Regions from separate parts of the Homo sapiens genome. Here region 2 is linked to region 1. The links are chromatin loops, found by intact Hi-C in ENCODE. Cell type or tissue: K562. All regions are shown on one strand. Each heading gives the region's core, and the rest is flanking DNA. Links, peaks and the distances in the headings are about the cores only. Region 1 holds the start of LOC105378372 (a long non-coding RNA gene). Region 2 has its middle 22 kb from the start of KCNMA1.

Region 1 (8,331 bases), core at 42-8,041:
ATCAAAACAGACACATAAACCAGTGGAACAGAATAGAGAACCCAGAAATAAATTCACATATCTACAGTGAACTCATTTTTGACAAAAGTGCCAAGAATATACATTGGGGAAAGGGCAGTCTCTTCAATAAATAGTGCTGGGAAAGGTGGATATCCATGTGCAGAAGAATGAAACTAGACCTCTAAGTCTCATCATATACAAAAGCAAATCAAAATGGATTAAAGACTTAAATCTATGACCTCAAACTATGAAACTACTAAAGGAAAACATTGGGGAAACTCTCCTGGACATTGTAATGGACAAAGATTTCTTGAGCAATACCCCACAAGCACAGGCAACCAAAGCGAAAATGGACAAATGGGATCACATCAAGTTAAAAAGATTCTGAGAAGGAAAGGAAACAATAAAGAAAGTGAAGAGACAACCCACAAAATGGGAGAAAATATTTTCAAACTACCCATCTGATAAGAGATTAGTAACCAGAATATATAAGGAGCTCAAACAACTTTATAGGAAAAAATAAAATAAAATAATCCAATTTGAAAATGGGCAAAAGATCTGAATAGACATTTTTCAAAAGAAGACATACAAATGGCAAACAGGCATATGAAAAGGTGCTCAACATCACTGATCATCAGAGAAATGCAAATGAAAACTATAATGAAATATCATCTCACACTAGTTAAAATGGCTTTTATCCAAAAGACAGGCAATAACAAATGCTGGCGAGGATGTGGAGAAAAGAGAACCCTTGTCCACTGTTGGTAGGAATATAAATTAGTACAACCACTATGGAGAACAGTCTGGAGGTTTCTCAAAAAACTAAAAATAGAGCTACCATATGATCCAGCAATCCCACTCCTAGGTATTTACCCAAAAGAAAGGATATCAGTATATCAAAGATCAGTATATCTGCACTCTCATGTTTACTGCAGCACTGTTTACAATAGTGAAAATTTGGAAATAGTCAAAATTCATCTGTTGTTCATCAACAGATGAATGGATAAAGAAAATGTACAGATACACAATGGAGTACCATTCAGCTACAAAAAAAGAATGAGATCCTATAATTTGCAACAACATGGATGGAACTGAAGGTCGTTATGTTAAGTGAAATAAGCCAGGCACAGAAAGACAAACATATGTTCTCACTTATGTGTGGGAGCTAAAAATTAAAACAATGAAACTCATGGACACAGAGAGTGGAAGGATAGTTACCAGAAGCTGGGAAAGGTAGTGGGGGAGTGAGGGGAAGTGGGGATGGTTAATAGACCCAAAAATATTATTAGAATGAATAAGACATAGTATTTGCTAGCACAATATGGTGGCTATAGTCAAAAATAATTTAATACATTTAAAAATAACTAAAAGATTATAATTGGATTGTAACACAAAAGATAAATGCTTGAGGTAATAAATACCCCATTCTCCATGCTGTGATTAGTATTCAGTTCATGCCTGTATCAAAATATCTCATGCAGCCCGTAAATATATAGACTTGCTATATACCAACAAAAATCAACAATCAAAAATTCATTAAAAAATAAATAAAAAGGAAGTGATTATAATGATGCTACCTCACAGAAATCTTAAATGAAATAATGCTCATAAAGTACTTAATACAGGGCCTGGCACACAATACATCGTATTCGTCCATTTTCACACTGCTATAAAGAAATACTGGAGACTGAGTAATTTATAAAGGAAAGAGGCTTAACTGACTCACAGTTCCACGTGGCTAGGGAGGCCTCAGGAAACTTACAATCATGGTGCAAGGCAAAGGGGAAGCAAGGTCCTTCACATGGCGGCAGGAGAGAGAAGAGTGAGGATTAGGGGGAAGAGTCCCTTATAAAACCATCAGATCTCATGAGAACTCACTCTATCACTACAACAGCATGGGGGAAACCGCCCCCATGATCCAATCAGCTCCCACCAGGTATCCCCCTAGGGATTATGGGGATTACAATTCAAGAAGACATTTGGGTAGGGACACAGCCAAACCATATTATACATGTTCATTAAACGGTGGCTCTTATTTTTGTCTTGGGTCAGAGAGAATGGAGGCAGATGGAAAATATTGCAAAGAGAAGAAAAGTATAAATTGTGGGGGCAATGGGGATGGCACTGGCATTTTTTTGAACTTTAATAATAACATTGCAAACCCAGTAAATGGTTACCAGACCTAAGTTTGAACAGGCAAGGTGTTTAATACAGCTTGTTGATTGGATTTACGGGTCCTTCCGGGCCTTTCATGGAGCTTGGGCCTGCTTTCTACCTTTATTGCTTCTGATGCCTAAGGCTAACTCCCCAGGGCAGCTTGACTCCCAACAGGGAAGTCTCATTTACCAAAAAGTCTCAGTGATTCTGTTTTCCCTGTCTTTTTTGCTTTTATTATTGTTTTTATTTTTTTAGAGACAAGATCTCGTTCTGTTGCCCAAGCCGGAGTACAGTGGTATGATCATAGCTCGCTGCAACCTTAAACTCCTGGGCTCAAAGGATCCTCCTGTCTCAGCCTCCTGAGTAGCTGAGAGTACAGGCACACACCACCACATCTGGCTAATTTTTAAATTTTCTGTAGAAATATGAGTCTCATGATGTTGCCCAGGCTGGTCTCTGACTCCTAGGTTCAAGCGATCCTCCCACCTTGGTCTCCCAAAGTGCTGGGATGACAAAGCCTCCATGCCCCACTGTCATGATGATTCCGAATCACCTCCAGCAAGGGACACCCTCTTCTTAGGGCTGAGAATAACTGCCAATGAGGAACCATGGATTTGGAGGCCCTTCAAGGGTCAGATCTTGGTTCCACCAGGTTCCCATCCTCACCTGTCATCAATAACCAGCACCTTGGTCTCCTTGTCCCCTGCCTTCAGCATCCCTGGCAGATTCCTGATGGTGACACTCCCAAGGCCACTTCACAGGATGGACCCTCATGGGTCATCTGGGCCAAACGCCTCCATGATAAAGCATAAGCACCAGAGAGGAGGTGGACTTGTCTAGGTTACACAGGAGGCCTGGGGTTGCTATTGGGCTCACCCAGGTCTAGGGAGCCCAGGACAGCAGTCATCACCACCCCACTCTCAGTAACACTGTGCTCTTCAGTATGTAGACAGCTCACATCTATGCCCCATGCATGATTTACAAATGTAAAGACCATGCACAGGAGCTGGCTTAGCAAAAATTGATAAGCAGCAGCCCTGGTTATCATTACTGTCACTGTCCTTGTATCTCATAGCTTCATACTACACCCAAGTCACCATAGGCATGGGCATCTTTGTTTTATAGTAGGAAACCAAGGTTCACACCTTAGCCTGCAGGACTTTGTAAAAACCCTGCTGTGGGTAAAGAGCCCAAAATGGCCAGCCCCTCAGCCTTTTGCTCCCAACCCCCAAGCCCTTTCTCCTCCAGGGCACTGCCTCCCACCCTCGTCTGGTCAGGGGAGGCCACCAGAGGAGGAGTACTGGCCTGGCAGGGAACACTGGCAGTCTCGGCCCTTCACCAAACAGCAGGGGAAAGGCAGCAAGCCCCGCCCCGGTGGCCCCAAGATATGGGTGCCAGGAACCCGTCATTCAGAGACCACAAATGAAGAAAGCAGGGAGGCCAGCCCAGCCAGGCACAGCTCACCCCACCCTGCTGGGAAAACCCATTGTGTTTCACCGGGCATCCTGGGGTGCTGTTGTGGGCCAAGAATGACACTTGCCTCACGCCATCAAAACCAGAAGGGTATCCTAAGGGGAGTAGGCTCGCCCCGCAGAGCCACACTAGATGGAAGCAAGGCGAGTAGCCAGGGCAGAGCCCACCCCCCGCACCTCCCTCCCCACAGCCTGTGTAGACACACAGGCCGGCAGAGTCACCGGGGCAGCAGGTAGGAAGGGCGGTTCAGGAAGCCAGGTACTTACCACAGGGGAGCATGGTCTCTTCAGCCTCACCCTCAGGTTCTCACCGTGGGCTCCACTGGGCATCCATAGGACCCTGCAGTTGTGGGCAAAACCGGGGAGACCCATACAGACATCGTTTTCCTGGGGAGAAAGAAAATTCGATTTCATCAGAGTCCTAACCCTGTGCATGCCTTGCACAGGGACAGACGGAAATAAGCTTCCTCCCTACCCAGGTCATGGGCCTCTGCACTCAGTGACAAAAATGGGAGAGCACAGAGCCAGCTCCCCACACCCGCTGAAAAAACAAGGAGTCCCTGAGGCCTCATGTTCAATCCCACCCCCACCCCCCTTTTTAAGCCCTGTCAACTCTTTCTCGCCTTCAGTCATCAGCTTAGGTGCCTCTTCCTCCAGGAAGCTCGCCTTCATCTTCCCGGGCTGGTTTAAGGGCACTTTCCGTGCCATGTGCTCAATTCCTTGTGTCCCCACTAAACCTCAGATCCCACAGGAGCAGTGGCGGTGTCTGCCGGGTTCTCGCTCTGTCTTCTGCTCTGCTAAGGTGCCTGGCACACCATGCTCTCGATCCCAGATGAGTGAATGAACTAATGAATGAATGAATAGCAGCACCACATCAGGCTGCTCTCACATAACCCACATGGCTAAGGAGAGGTCTACGTTTTATTTTTTAAGAAGGCAGAGCTCGAGGGGGCCTTGAAGTCACATCGCCGGCTGCTGAGTCTACGAACAGGGAAGCAGCCGCAGTCCCCGAAAGGACCCGTCCCAGCGAGCCAGGGCCTGGTTTTCCTTCCGCAGAAGGCGGAGGGACCGGAGCGGGCGCGGGCACCCCTGGGCTCTGAGGGGCGCGCTCTGAAGGGCGGCGGACTTCAGGGCCATGCTGGCTGTCCCCAGAAAGCAGGAGCCCGAAACCGCGGGGCCAACGAACGCCCACATTCTCTGCTACAACCTCGCCACTCCCCTGCGCCTCTCCCCTTGCCCCCTGCCCCCACAGGTAACGCCCAGAACGAGTGCTTCTCCCGGTGGGGTACTGAGGAGCCTGGGCTGCAGCTGCCGAGCCGCCACAGCCACGCTGAGCCCGGCCTGGCCTGCACACTGGCGCCACCGCCTGGCGGGGAGCGGGACTGACGCGCTCCTCTCCCTCTCCTCCAGCCCAGATCACGGAGGCGCGGAGCTCCATCTCCTGCCCTGGGCGAGGGGAGTGAGGGAGACAAAGACTTTGGGCACAACACCCACCACATAGAACCTATTCTCTAGTTGGGAAACAAGTCAAGGCAAAGGCGCACAGAGTGAAAGTCAGTGTGTGAGCAAACAAAACACCAGCCAGCAGAGGTTAAGCTTCTATGCAAACAGGCCTGCCTGACTCAGGGAGCAGGGGAGACTGAGGCAGATGAGAAGCTCCCGCCGAGGCCACCAGGATGCCCAGGCCTTGGGGCTCCAGGAAACGTGGTCTCCACGCTCAATCTCGGCTCAGCCTTCCCCAGAAGATGCCTCTAGCCGGACAGAGCTGGGTTTTAATCATGCCGCCTTCATAAGCCAGGTGCATGATCTCTGGCTAGTTAACTACAGGTGCATTTCCTTAACCTATTTAAAAAAGGGGTGGGGGGATGGTTAGGAACTCTTGCCTGGTTGTGTTGTTGTTACAATTAAATCATGAATATGGAGCATTTGATGCAGTGCTCAGAATAGAAGCTACTCTTAAAAGCAATCCACTCATAATAGGGAACGAAGGTTCTAGAATGGCTACTTTTTAAAACTATAAATCAGAACAGATTCAATATAAGAACATCACTCTCAATTCTTACTCACTTCCATTCTGGAGTAGCAGAGAAAGAAGCAGAGGGGCCACTGGCTGCAGAGGGAATGGCCCAGAGCTCACAGCCTGTCCTGGTTAAGTGGCAGCCATGGGGAGGCCCTAGAGAAATGTCACCAAGAACTGTGGAGACAGCAAGGAGTAAATGCTAGCACTGATTGTCTGCCAAATGCCATTCAATGAACTACATTCTTTACAAGCATTGACTCATTTACTTCTCACACCACCCCTACAAATAGGTGTCATTATCATCCCCATTATTTTAGAGATGAGAAAGCTGGGACATTCACAGATTGGGGACCCAGACCAAAGTCACACTGCATCTAAGCAGCAAAACTGAAATTGTAGCCAGGTGTTCTGGCTCCAGAGCCTCTGCTCCCAACCACCAGCCAATACCTGCCTCTCTGATCTGGGAGCTATATTCATTCCCACTTCTCAGGCGAGAAAACTGCTGTTCAGAGCGATGAACTCTTGCAAGGTCACACAGATAGTCACTGGCAGAGCTGTGATTTTTAGTCTTGAGCTTTCTCCCTAATTCAACTTGGGATAGAGAAAGTAAAAGCTGGCCAGGCGCGGTGGCTCACGCCTGTAATCCCAGTACTTTGGGAGGCCAAGGCGGGCGGATCACGAGGCCAGGAGATTGAGACCATCCTGGCTAACACGGTGAAACCCCGTCTCTACTAAAAATACAAAAAATTAGCCGGGCGTGGTGGCCGGCGCCTGTAGTCCCAGCTACTCGGGAGGCTGAGGCAGGAGAATGGCGGGAACCCAGGAGGCGGAGCTTGCAGTGAGCCGAGATAGCGCCACTGCAGTCTGGCCTGGGCGAAAGAGCAAGATTCCGTCTCAAAAAAAAAAAAAAAGAAAAGAAAAGAAAGTAAAAGCCAGCCCCTCTCCAGCCGTCAGAATTACAAAAGGTGAACCGGGGACCTGTTGGCAATCACATTTCCGACCGTGTAGCAGAAGCTGGTCTATGGTAAGAGACGATAAAACCACCACACAGAGAGAAGCAAAGATGAGGCTCCGCCAACAGAGTTCAAGTCCCAGTTCCGGCCATTCCTGAAATCCAGCTGCAACCTTCCCTTTCTAAAACTTGGTTGTTCAAATTCAGGGTTTGACTCCAGGTGTCAATAAAGCCCCACTGTGTCCCCAAGTTGTTACAAGTTGGGGAATAGTCAGTTGCAACCAAAATGTGCTCTGCCACAGAAGGTGACATATGGAAACAAGAGGCAGAAACCCAGAAGTCCAGAGGATCTGGAAAAATGAGAGGAAAGAGAAGCCGAGAGCAGCAGAAAGAACAAAGGGTGCAAAGCTATAAAGAGCCTTTTGCCCATCTTGCCAAACCATCAGCTCTCTCACTTGTCCCTGAGCTTGCTGCTTCTGCCCACAGACTGCTTCCCAAACAGCTGTGAAAATATCGTGAACTGGTGCTTTTGAACATTTCCTCTTCCAAATGCATGCAAGTTTCACAGCCCCCTGAGTCCCACACGTAGACAATCACTTATACCAATTCCTCCTTCCGATAAATGTTCATGCCAGCTAAAATAACTCCCCATCCTTCAGATCCCCCCACACCAAGTAGTCTCCCTAAGTGCGTGTTCTTCCTGCCCCCCACTCCCCCGCACCCCTCCAGCAGGGTGCTTCTGGAAAGGCAGATGGCATGAGTGGAGAGCTGACCCCCAGCTCAGTCTTCAGGAAGGCAGGGCTGTTGATGAGTCAGCGGGGTCTGCACTGAAGCATCTGGCCCAAATTACCAGGATGAAGACTTTTTCGGCAAATTGCTCACAGCCCAACAGGCAGCACTCCACGCAGACCACCCCAGCGCTGCTGTTAGTCACGCGTGCATTTTAATTTAGCTACAGAAGAGGAAGGAGCAAAGAGCACAGAATAATCCTCTCCTTAGAGAGGAAAATGGGACCTCGGGAGCTTGCATGGCTTCCCTCAGGTCACTCAGCCAGTCAGAAAAGAAGCGCTCAGCAGGGGCAGGCTCCCTGAGCGTGTCCTAATCCTAGTCCTCGCAGAACTCTGGTCATTCTGGGATCAGCATCTGCAGTGGTCACATTCCTCACCTTCCCCCTGCCTCCCACCACCGTCACTTGACTTTCTCTCAGAGCTCAAACTAGAAGGGATCTGGTTCAGTTCCATCAACCATTCATTCATTCACTCATCCATTCAAAGTGGCGAGGCTGGAAGGGGCCTTAGGGCTCATCTGGCCAAATCCTTCCCATCCGGTGTTCACTGGGCTGTTTGACTCTAAGCCACAAACATTGACTCTAGCTAACTGAAGCAAAAGAAGACTCAGAGTTTATTTAAAGTAAAAGAAGAAGCTCAAAGAATTGGAAAATTTTTTAAAAAGCTGAAGACTTGTGTCCTAATAGGACAGGCTCCAGGGACCTTAAAAGCATGAATTTAATGATCTATAGAGTGCATCTTCTAGCACTTTTCCACTGGTGTCTTCTGAGTGGGCTCGTTCATGAACAAAACGTTTTCCCCTTTCTCTCTCTCCCTTGCCTCACCCATGGCTGCTTCTAGGTGGTGTAGCAGGCAGGGAATGGGCAGGGAATGTAAAATAAAATACATGGCCTCTTGAGGGCTCATGCAGACAGATTGCTGGACCCTACAGAGTTCCTGATT
Region 2 (8,331 bases), core at 301-8,300, 50 kb before region 1:
GGTACTCTGCTGGATACAAACTAGAGTAAGACCCTGTCCTGAATCCCTAGAAGCTCAAGACAGATGCATAAGCAACAATTTCACTTCAGTGTGGTGAATGCTAAGGTAGAGCTGTGCTAAAATCCTATGGGAACACTGGCAGGAGGTGGAAAGTAAGGGAAGGTTCCAGGAGAGAAAGTCTCAGCGGAAGGAGGATCAGGTGTTTTCTGGCAAAGAACTGAGGGAGGAGGGGAGCATTGCTGGTGGTAGAAACATGAGACCCACATGCATGTAGAGTGACATGTGTGGGAACATCAAGCATATTGGTATCACTAAGGCAGTGGTTGTCAATGAGGGTGATTTGCCACCCCACTCGCGACATCCCATTAAGGACATTTGACAATGTCTGAGTGTTATCCAACAGAACTGAGGTCCACTTGCCCAGCACAGTTAAGACCAAACATCCACATCTATGTTTTCAGCAAGAGAAATAATGGCATTTATTTGCAGGGCACCAAGCAAGGAGAATTGAGCAGCTCACACTTAAGACCCAGCCTCCCCAATGGCTGGCAGGTAAGGGTTTTCAAAGGCATGGGTAAATTTCATGAAAGCAGAAGTTACAGGCAAAATCCTAAATCAATACATAGAGGTTACACAGTGGGTTGGCTTGAAAAGGTGGGATATCTGGAAGCAGGGCCTTAGAGGTCACAGGTGGGTTTAAAGATTTTCTGATTTGCAATTGGTTAAGGAAGATAAGCTTTGTTTAAAAAAAGAAGTAGAGAATGTTGCCTATTTCATGGGCATAACTTCCTTCAGGCCCCTCAGGAAGAACTTTAGAACAAAGACCAGCAAAAGCGGTAAGAGTTCAGTCCTCAGTTCCCCCTTATCTGAGGTCTATGTGCCAGTAGATCCATCTGGTAGGGGTCTGGGTTTCTGAAGAACCACTCAGGGACATGTGTTAAAGTGTTACCTTTAGTTTCTATAGGGAACCAAACACCTCATGGCTCTAACGTCCTTGGCTATTGTTTAAGCTACCATTTCCTTTTAGGTTATGCACTTGCTCACTTTCTTCTCAGAGCCAGCTCGGTGCCTCGAATTTCCCTTGAAGGAACTTAAGATTTCCCTTTATTTCCATGTTTAGGGTACATTCAGCAACCTGAGAGGGGTCCCTGCTCCATCTCACGAGGATAGCTTTGGTTGTCTTATCTCGGGTGGGAGTGGAGTTGCTTATGGGTATCTAGTAGGTAGAAGCCAGGTCTGCTGCGAAATATCCTTCAATGCACAAAAAGCCCCTGACAACAAAGAATTTTCTGGTCCAAAATATCGATAGTGTTGAGAAAGCCCACATCAGAGGATCAAGTGTGGATAGGGAGTTGTTGCCTGAATTGAGAAACCAATATTCCTGTAGCTTTGGGGCTGCTGCCATCAGACCCTCTCTTCCCTAAAGCAATGATACCAGCTCTGCACCTCATCAGCAGGAGGAAAGAATGAGAGTGGTTTGTCTCTGTACAGTGAAAACATAGGTTAGTTATTGAAGCTAACTTGACTTCTGCACTCATGTATCAGTTGTGATTATAGAAGAAGGCTCGGCTGCACCCAGCCTGCTATGGTCTGGATATTTGTGTCCACCATCCCCGAAATTTATATGTTGAAACCTAATCCCTGTTGACAAAAAGAGTCAAACTCTGTAAAATATTTTAAGAGATTTATTCTGAGCCAAATATGAGTGACCTTGGCCCCTGACACAGCCCTCAAGAGGTCCTCAGAACATGTGCCCAAGGTGATGGGGGTACAGCTTGGTTTCATATATTTTAGGGAGGCATGAGACATCAATCAAATACATTTAAGAAATACATTGGTTCGGTTCAGAAAGGTGGGACAACTTAAAGTGGGGGCTTCCAGGCTACAGGTAAATTTAAATACTTTCTGGCAGATAATTGGCTGAGTTTGTCTGAAGACCTGAGATCAATGGAAAGGGATGTTCAGGTTAAGGTAAAGGGTTGTGCATACCAAGTTTTATTGTGCAGAGGAAGCTCTCCGATAGCAGACTTCAGAGACAGCAGGTTGTAAATTGTTTCTTATCAGACTTAAAAGGGTCCCTGGATCATAGTTGATTATCTCCTGGATCTGGGAAGGAAGGAAGGAAAACAGAGGGGCAAAGGTATTCTCTGTAGAATGTGGCTTTTTCCCACAAGAGACTTTGCAGGGCAATTTCAAGGTATGGCAAGGAAATATATTTTGGGGTAAAACATTTCAAATTTTCTTCCTTGTTATGCCAGAGTCAGATTGGAAAGTAAGTCATGATACACAGGGTTAAATAAACCCATCTGATGAGAATTTATGATTTGTAGGGCATGACTCCCCACACCCCTTAGGAATTTGGGCAAGATAAAAAAAATCAGAGCTTAGTCCTCATCCCCAGTGTGATAGTTTTAGGAAGTAGGGCCTTTGGGAGGTGAATGGGATTAGTGCCCTTATAAAAGAGTACTGAGAGAGACTCCTCACCCCTTCTACCACGTGAGGACACAGCAAGAAGGAACATCGATGAACCAGGAAGCAGGCCCTCACCAGACACTGAATCTGCTGGCACCTTGGCCTTGGGCTTTTCCAGCCTCCATATCTGTGAGAAAAAAAGCTCTGTGGTCTATAAGTCACCCAGTCTGGTATTTTTTTAAAGCACCCCAAGCAAACTAAGACATGGCTCCACCTGAAAGTAACCTGTGGATGACTTGTGTGAACCCCAAACATTTGAGACAGGTCTTAGCTAATTTAGAAAGTTTATTTTTGCCAAGGTTGAGTACGCGTGCCCCTGAGACAGCCTCAGGAAGTCCTGACAACAAGTGCCCAAGGTGGTTGGGGCACACCTTTGGTTTTATACATTTTAGGGAAACATGAGACATCAATCAATATATGTAAGAAGTACATTGATTCCACCCAGAAAGACGGGGACAACTTGAAGCAAGGAGGGGTCTTCCTGGTCACAGGTATGTGAGAGACAAATGGTTGCATTCTTTTGAGTTTCTCATAAGCCTTTCCAAAGGAGGCAATCAGAATATGCATCTATGTTAGAAATACCAAAATTGTTAGAAATAGATAATCGGTGCCATGAAGAAAAGTCAGCACGTAGACATAAGATCTCTCAGCAAGGCAATCTTTACTTTCTGCAGAAAGGGTGCTCAATCACAGATGGAACAATGGTGAGAATATACCTGAACAAAGGAAAAGCAGACATATTTATCCCTTACTCATTTGGGTCATCCTTACTGCTGTGTCCTGCATCCATTTGCTGGAGAAGGACCTCACTGATATCCGATTTGCTAATAACCTGAAACTTTCCTAAATAGGTAAGTGCAGGGAAGGACAAAGAAGGAGAGGAAGTTGCTTATGAAAGGTTTAAGGAAGCAATAACATTTCCAAATAAGGAAGGGGCATAAGCTATGAGCTAAGATTTGCCTGGGCCTGTCCAGACATGCCTGAGTAAGCCAAAGCAACTAACTGGGCTAAAGTGTAAGAACTAATAGTTGATAGGAGGGTTTAGAGTAAGGAACTATTATTCCTAGTGTCTATTATTTTATTTTTAAACAAGACAAGCTTTGAAGAGGAAGTTTTCTACTTTCTACAATCTCAGTGAGCGGAGGGATTACTTTGAACAGAATGGGAGGCAGATTTGCCCTGAGCAGTTCCCAGCTTGAATTTTCCCTTTAGCTTAGTGATTTCGGGAACCCAAGATATTTTCCTTTCACATTTGCATACCCATCTTCGGGAGTAGCAGGTAACCCAGGTTATTCACGGGATTTGGTTTGCCTGGTTAGCCCACAGTGGGACACAGGAAGGAGAATTCAGAGCTGTTACCAAGTGCTACCTGAGATCACACACAGTTACTAAGGTCTGGAGAATTCTCTCCCCAAAGCTCCAGATGTAACTGTGACTCTACAGTGACTTCCTGACTCTAGGGACATCAGAACAAGTTCCTTAAGAGAGCTTTCAGGAAATAGCCTGGGAACTCTGTAAGCAGGGTCAAGAATCCATACAGTCACAGGGGCAGCATCTTGCTGAGGGGTTTGCAGAGGGTTACCACAGGAAAGAGAAACCACCCATAGCAGAGGGGCAGCAGGAACAACCGCCACCAAGTGGGTCACTAGCCATGGGAGCCTCTGAGTCCTGCTGACAGCCAGTGGCTGGAACAGCAACCGAGACCTGCACAGGAGCCAGGGCTTCCAAAGCTTATGATGAAAACTCCCACTGACATGGTCAGAGAGAGGGTCTAGTTCCAGGAACTTATTTATCAGAGTGCTCTCTCCCCATCTTGGCATGTGTTACTGGATATTGTGATTTTTTTTTTTTTCGAGGCAGAGTCTTGCTGTGTTGCCCAGGCTGGAGTGTAGTGGTGCGATCTTGCTGCAACCTCTGCCTCCTGGGTTCAAGTTATTCTCATGCCTCAGCCTCCAAGTAGCTGGGACTACAGGCATGCGCCACCACCCCCACTAATTTTTTGTATTTTCAGCAGAGACAGGGTTTCACCATGTGGGGCAGGCTGGCAAAACTTGGTCTCAAGTGATCTGCCCACCTTGGCCTTTGAAAGTGCTGGGATTACAAGTGTGACCAACCACACTCAGTAGATATTGTGATTTTTAATAAGAAATATATATTTGGTCTTCATCCAAGCACAAGTGCTAGGAAACTAGGAGGTTTCCTAGCACACACCTCCTAAAACCCTTAGAGTAGCAGAAGTGATTTGTCCTTTTGTATACTAATGGGTTGACTGTTGGCTGGGGGCCCCTGGATAGCCTCAGAATGGGGACTGGTTGCCAGTGGAACCAACCTTGTGATTGGAGGATTGGGATATTCAACTCTTCCCCCTGACCTCCAGGGAGGGGGAGGGCTGAAGGCTGAGGTGATCATCAATGTCCAATGATATAATCAATTGTGCCTACACAAAGAAGACTCCATAAAAACCCAAAAGGCTGAGGCTCAGGAAGCTTCTGGATTGCTGAACACATGGAGGAACTGGGAGGGTGGCGTGCCCCTAGAGGGAAGCTCTGCACCCCTTCCTTTATACCTTGCCCTATCTGTCTTTTCTTCAAGCTGTACCTGAGTTGTATCCTTTTATAATGAATGGGTAAAATTAAGTCAAGTATTTCCGTGAGGTCTGGGAGCAATCCTACCTCATAATCAACCAAGAGGAGGGGGGCGTGGAAACCTCCAATTTACAGCCACTTGGTCAGAAGCACAGGTCACAGCCTGGGATTTATGACTGGCTTCCGAATGGGGGCAGTCTTGCAGTCTTGTGGGACTGAATCTTTAACCCTGTGAGATCTGACTCTAACTTCAGGTGGATGGTGTCAGGATTGAATTGAATTAGAGGACACCCAACTGGTATCAAAGATCTGGTTGCATGAGAAAAAATAACCCACACACATTTTGTTGACCAGAGGGGAAGTATTCTGTGTTGAGTGTGAATGTAGAAGGGAAAACTGTTCTTTTCTTCCTATTATACAGTCATCCTTAACATCTTTGTAGAAAGCATCATTGATTTTCAACATATCCATCACTGAAAGGAAAAGCCAGCTCCCCACCAGCAAACCTCACCAGGAAAAGGTCCAAACAGCCTGAGAGGGAACTTAATTCACTGTAACTAGTACTCAGATCCTGGGGGGAGGCTATGGCCTGGGGGAGGATGATATACAGGTATACCTCAGCTGCTGGTCACAACAAAAACAAACCCTGAATACTACACCCAAACATGCTAAGCTGACTGTGGGAAATCGGCTGAGATAAGGCAAACAGAACACAATAAGACCATTTATCCTGAAACAAACTGGCCCTTCAGTTTCCAAGAGACACCCATAACTCAGCCCTCCAGGAAGAACTTGCACGTCAGTTGCCTCGTTCTCTGGGCACAGAACACCATTAACTTTAAAAATACACCAACGGTTGTACGAGAGACAAGTCATCAAGCATGGTGCTGGGAACAGGGCGGTTTGGGCTCCATTTAAGGAAAAGCACTGGGCACTTGCAGGCCACAGACTTCTGCAACGGAATCTTTTGAAAAAGCTTCTCCTTCCGTCTGGTGATCCCGTCAGCAGCAGGCCTGTCCCCTAGGTCAGGTAGCCTGGAATTTCAATCCCCCAGGTGCCAGCACTTCTGCTTCTCAACTTGCGGTCCCTTTACTAAAGTCAAAGGAGGATGGAGGCTGTGCCTCTACTTCTGGACCCTACTTTTATAAATATCCTGCAATGTAATTATTTTTATGACCAAATTTTCTTTTGACTGTTAGGCCTCCTCTGGGACCATGTAATTACCCAGCCCTATTTGCAAGTTTAAGTGCATGGCTCTGCGGTCATCTGAACACAGGAAAAGGCTTTGCCGTGCATCTGTACGCATATTGCCTTCATAGCCAAGTTATTCCTAAATCGTTCACCAGTTTAAAGATGTGTCCCATAAAAACCTTCTTCTGGGCTCCATCCAAGGCGGTGGAGCCAGCATGGCCCTGGACGGATATTTCAGGGAGGCTGAGAGCGACCGCAAGGAAGCATTGTGCCTAATCGTGGCACTCGTCCGGATATCGTAGGAAAATTATGACCGAAAATACCTCCTGAAGACAGAATGACCACACGGCCTGCGGCAGACTGGCGGTGTCAAGGTGTTCAGCTTTTTCCAAGAATGGCACAGAGAAGAAGACCACAGAAGAGCTAAGCTTCTTGGAAAATGGGTGTGTCATGCTAGGGAAAGCACTGGCAGCGCAGGAAATAAAGAAAGCTCCCCACGTAAGCCATCTAGCACAAGGGAATGTATGGCAGAGAGTCAACAGCCACGTCTTGGCAGTGGAGGATCTAGGTTCAAAAGGCAGCTCTGCACCTTTCTAGAAATATGACCTTAAACAATTTGGTTAACTACTCCGATTGCCAGGTTCCCCATCTATAGTACTGAAAATCATTCTATCCATAGGTTGTGTAAGGATCAAAGAAGATAACAGACATAAAATATTTAGCATTGCACCTGATAAATAGTAAATATTTCACAAATGAGAGTATTGAGAGTATTATTACCCTCAATGGTAATTATTATTATTATTAAGAGTATTATCATTTTCTCATTATTAACTCCTTATAGCTGCATAGTGTTTTAGAATTTGCAACAGGCTGCTCTATTCATTCCTTTTTTTGTCTGAGAAAAATCTGACTAGGTAATGTATTAATTCATATAATTAAAAATAAAAATGATATACAAGTACATGATGAAAGCCTAGCTCCCACCCCGTCTCTATCCACCTTCTCCCCTCCTCCACAGCTGCCCTTGAAGGTAACACTTTCCTTAGGTCCTACATATGCACCAGTGTTTCTTTCTACAAATACATATATTCAGCTTCCCCCCATTTTTTACACAAAAGTAGCATTCTATTCACACTATTCTGCTATTTGCTATTTTTACTTTATATTAATAAATCTTACTATGGAGAGATCCTACTTTCCATATTAGTATATAGGAAGCTTGCTGGATCTCTTTCTCTCATACACACACACACACACACACACACACACACACACACACACAGAGAGAGAGAGAGAGAGAGAGAGAGAGAGCTACATTGTATTCCTTTGCATAGCTCTATCACAGTTTATTTAACCAGCTCCCTCTGAACGGACACCTGGGCTGTTTCCAATTCCAGTCGTGTATTGCTCTTGACACTGCCACAGTGAGGCCCCTTGTTCATCGTCATCTTGTACAAGTGCAGGCACATCCTTAGAATGAATCCCCAGCAGTGAGATCATTGGTCAAAGGGCACAAGCATCTGTGACTGTGGCTGGTTATTGCTGAGGGCTCCCCATTGGGATTGTGCCATTTTGCACCTCCCCAAGCAATGTACAAGAGGGAGCAATCCTTTTAACTCTTTTCATTGTTTCTTCTGCTAGCTGCCCCCATGTCTCCAAATGTTATGCTCAGCCAGTTTCTTTTCTTCTCTTTTTTTTTTACCATCTTAACCTTATTTAAGCACACAATTCAATGGCAGTAAGTGCATAATGTTTAAGTGTCACCAAAGCATTTATCCCAAACTGAAACTATGTGCCCATTAACAAGAACCCCCCATTCCCTCATCCATTCTTGTTTATGCTGGCACTTGCCCATATAGCATAGTTGGAGGGAAATAAACCTTCCTGACAAATCCCCCAAAACACTCCCACTTGCTCTCTGAACCATCGTACTCGTTTAATAATAGAGGAACAAAGGCTTTCATTGTATGATAAGAGATTAGCCTTGTAGAAAAAAATTCTCCTGGAAGAAGAAATCAAAATCTTTAAATTTCACATAAACTTGTGAATGGCTCCTTTCTATATGCAGCTCTCTGTGTGG

The links. Hi-C counts contacts between places; a loop is a spot of excess contacts. Peaks named below come from ENCODE experiments on the same cell type or tissue, not always from the same donor. Only the 100,000 strongest peaks of a DNase experiment are listed, where the experiment ranks them.
Region 2: it touches region 1 in a loop (2.2-fold over the local background); 4 of 110 quality-filtered maps call a loop at or near these places.

Annotation. Positions count from the first base shown.
Region 1 is chr10:77,706,610-77,714,940 of GRCh38, forward strand. It overlaps LOC105378372 (a long non-coding RNA gene), which reads right to left and starts at 4,079. Exons shown (of 2, transcript XR_001747510.2): 1 at 3,897-4,079. RefSeq lists enhancers at 3,254-3,313, 3,684-3,873 and a silencer at 5,990-6,221. In K562, for the core only: a CTCF peak has its summit at 4,995 (motif pointing left); a DNase peak (open chromatin) is centred at 4,992; H3K27me3 peaks cover 3,297 bases.
Region 2 is chr10:77,656,072-77,664,402 of GRCh38, forward strand. No RefSeq gene overlaps it. Among named protein-coding and RNA genes, the nearest start is that of KCNMA1, 22 kb to the left of the region's middle. RefSeq lists an enhancer at 2,871-4,070. In K562, for the core only: a CTCF peak has its summit at 5,226; no DNase peak of the experiment used is centred there; H3K27me3 peaks cover 1,303 bases.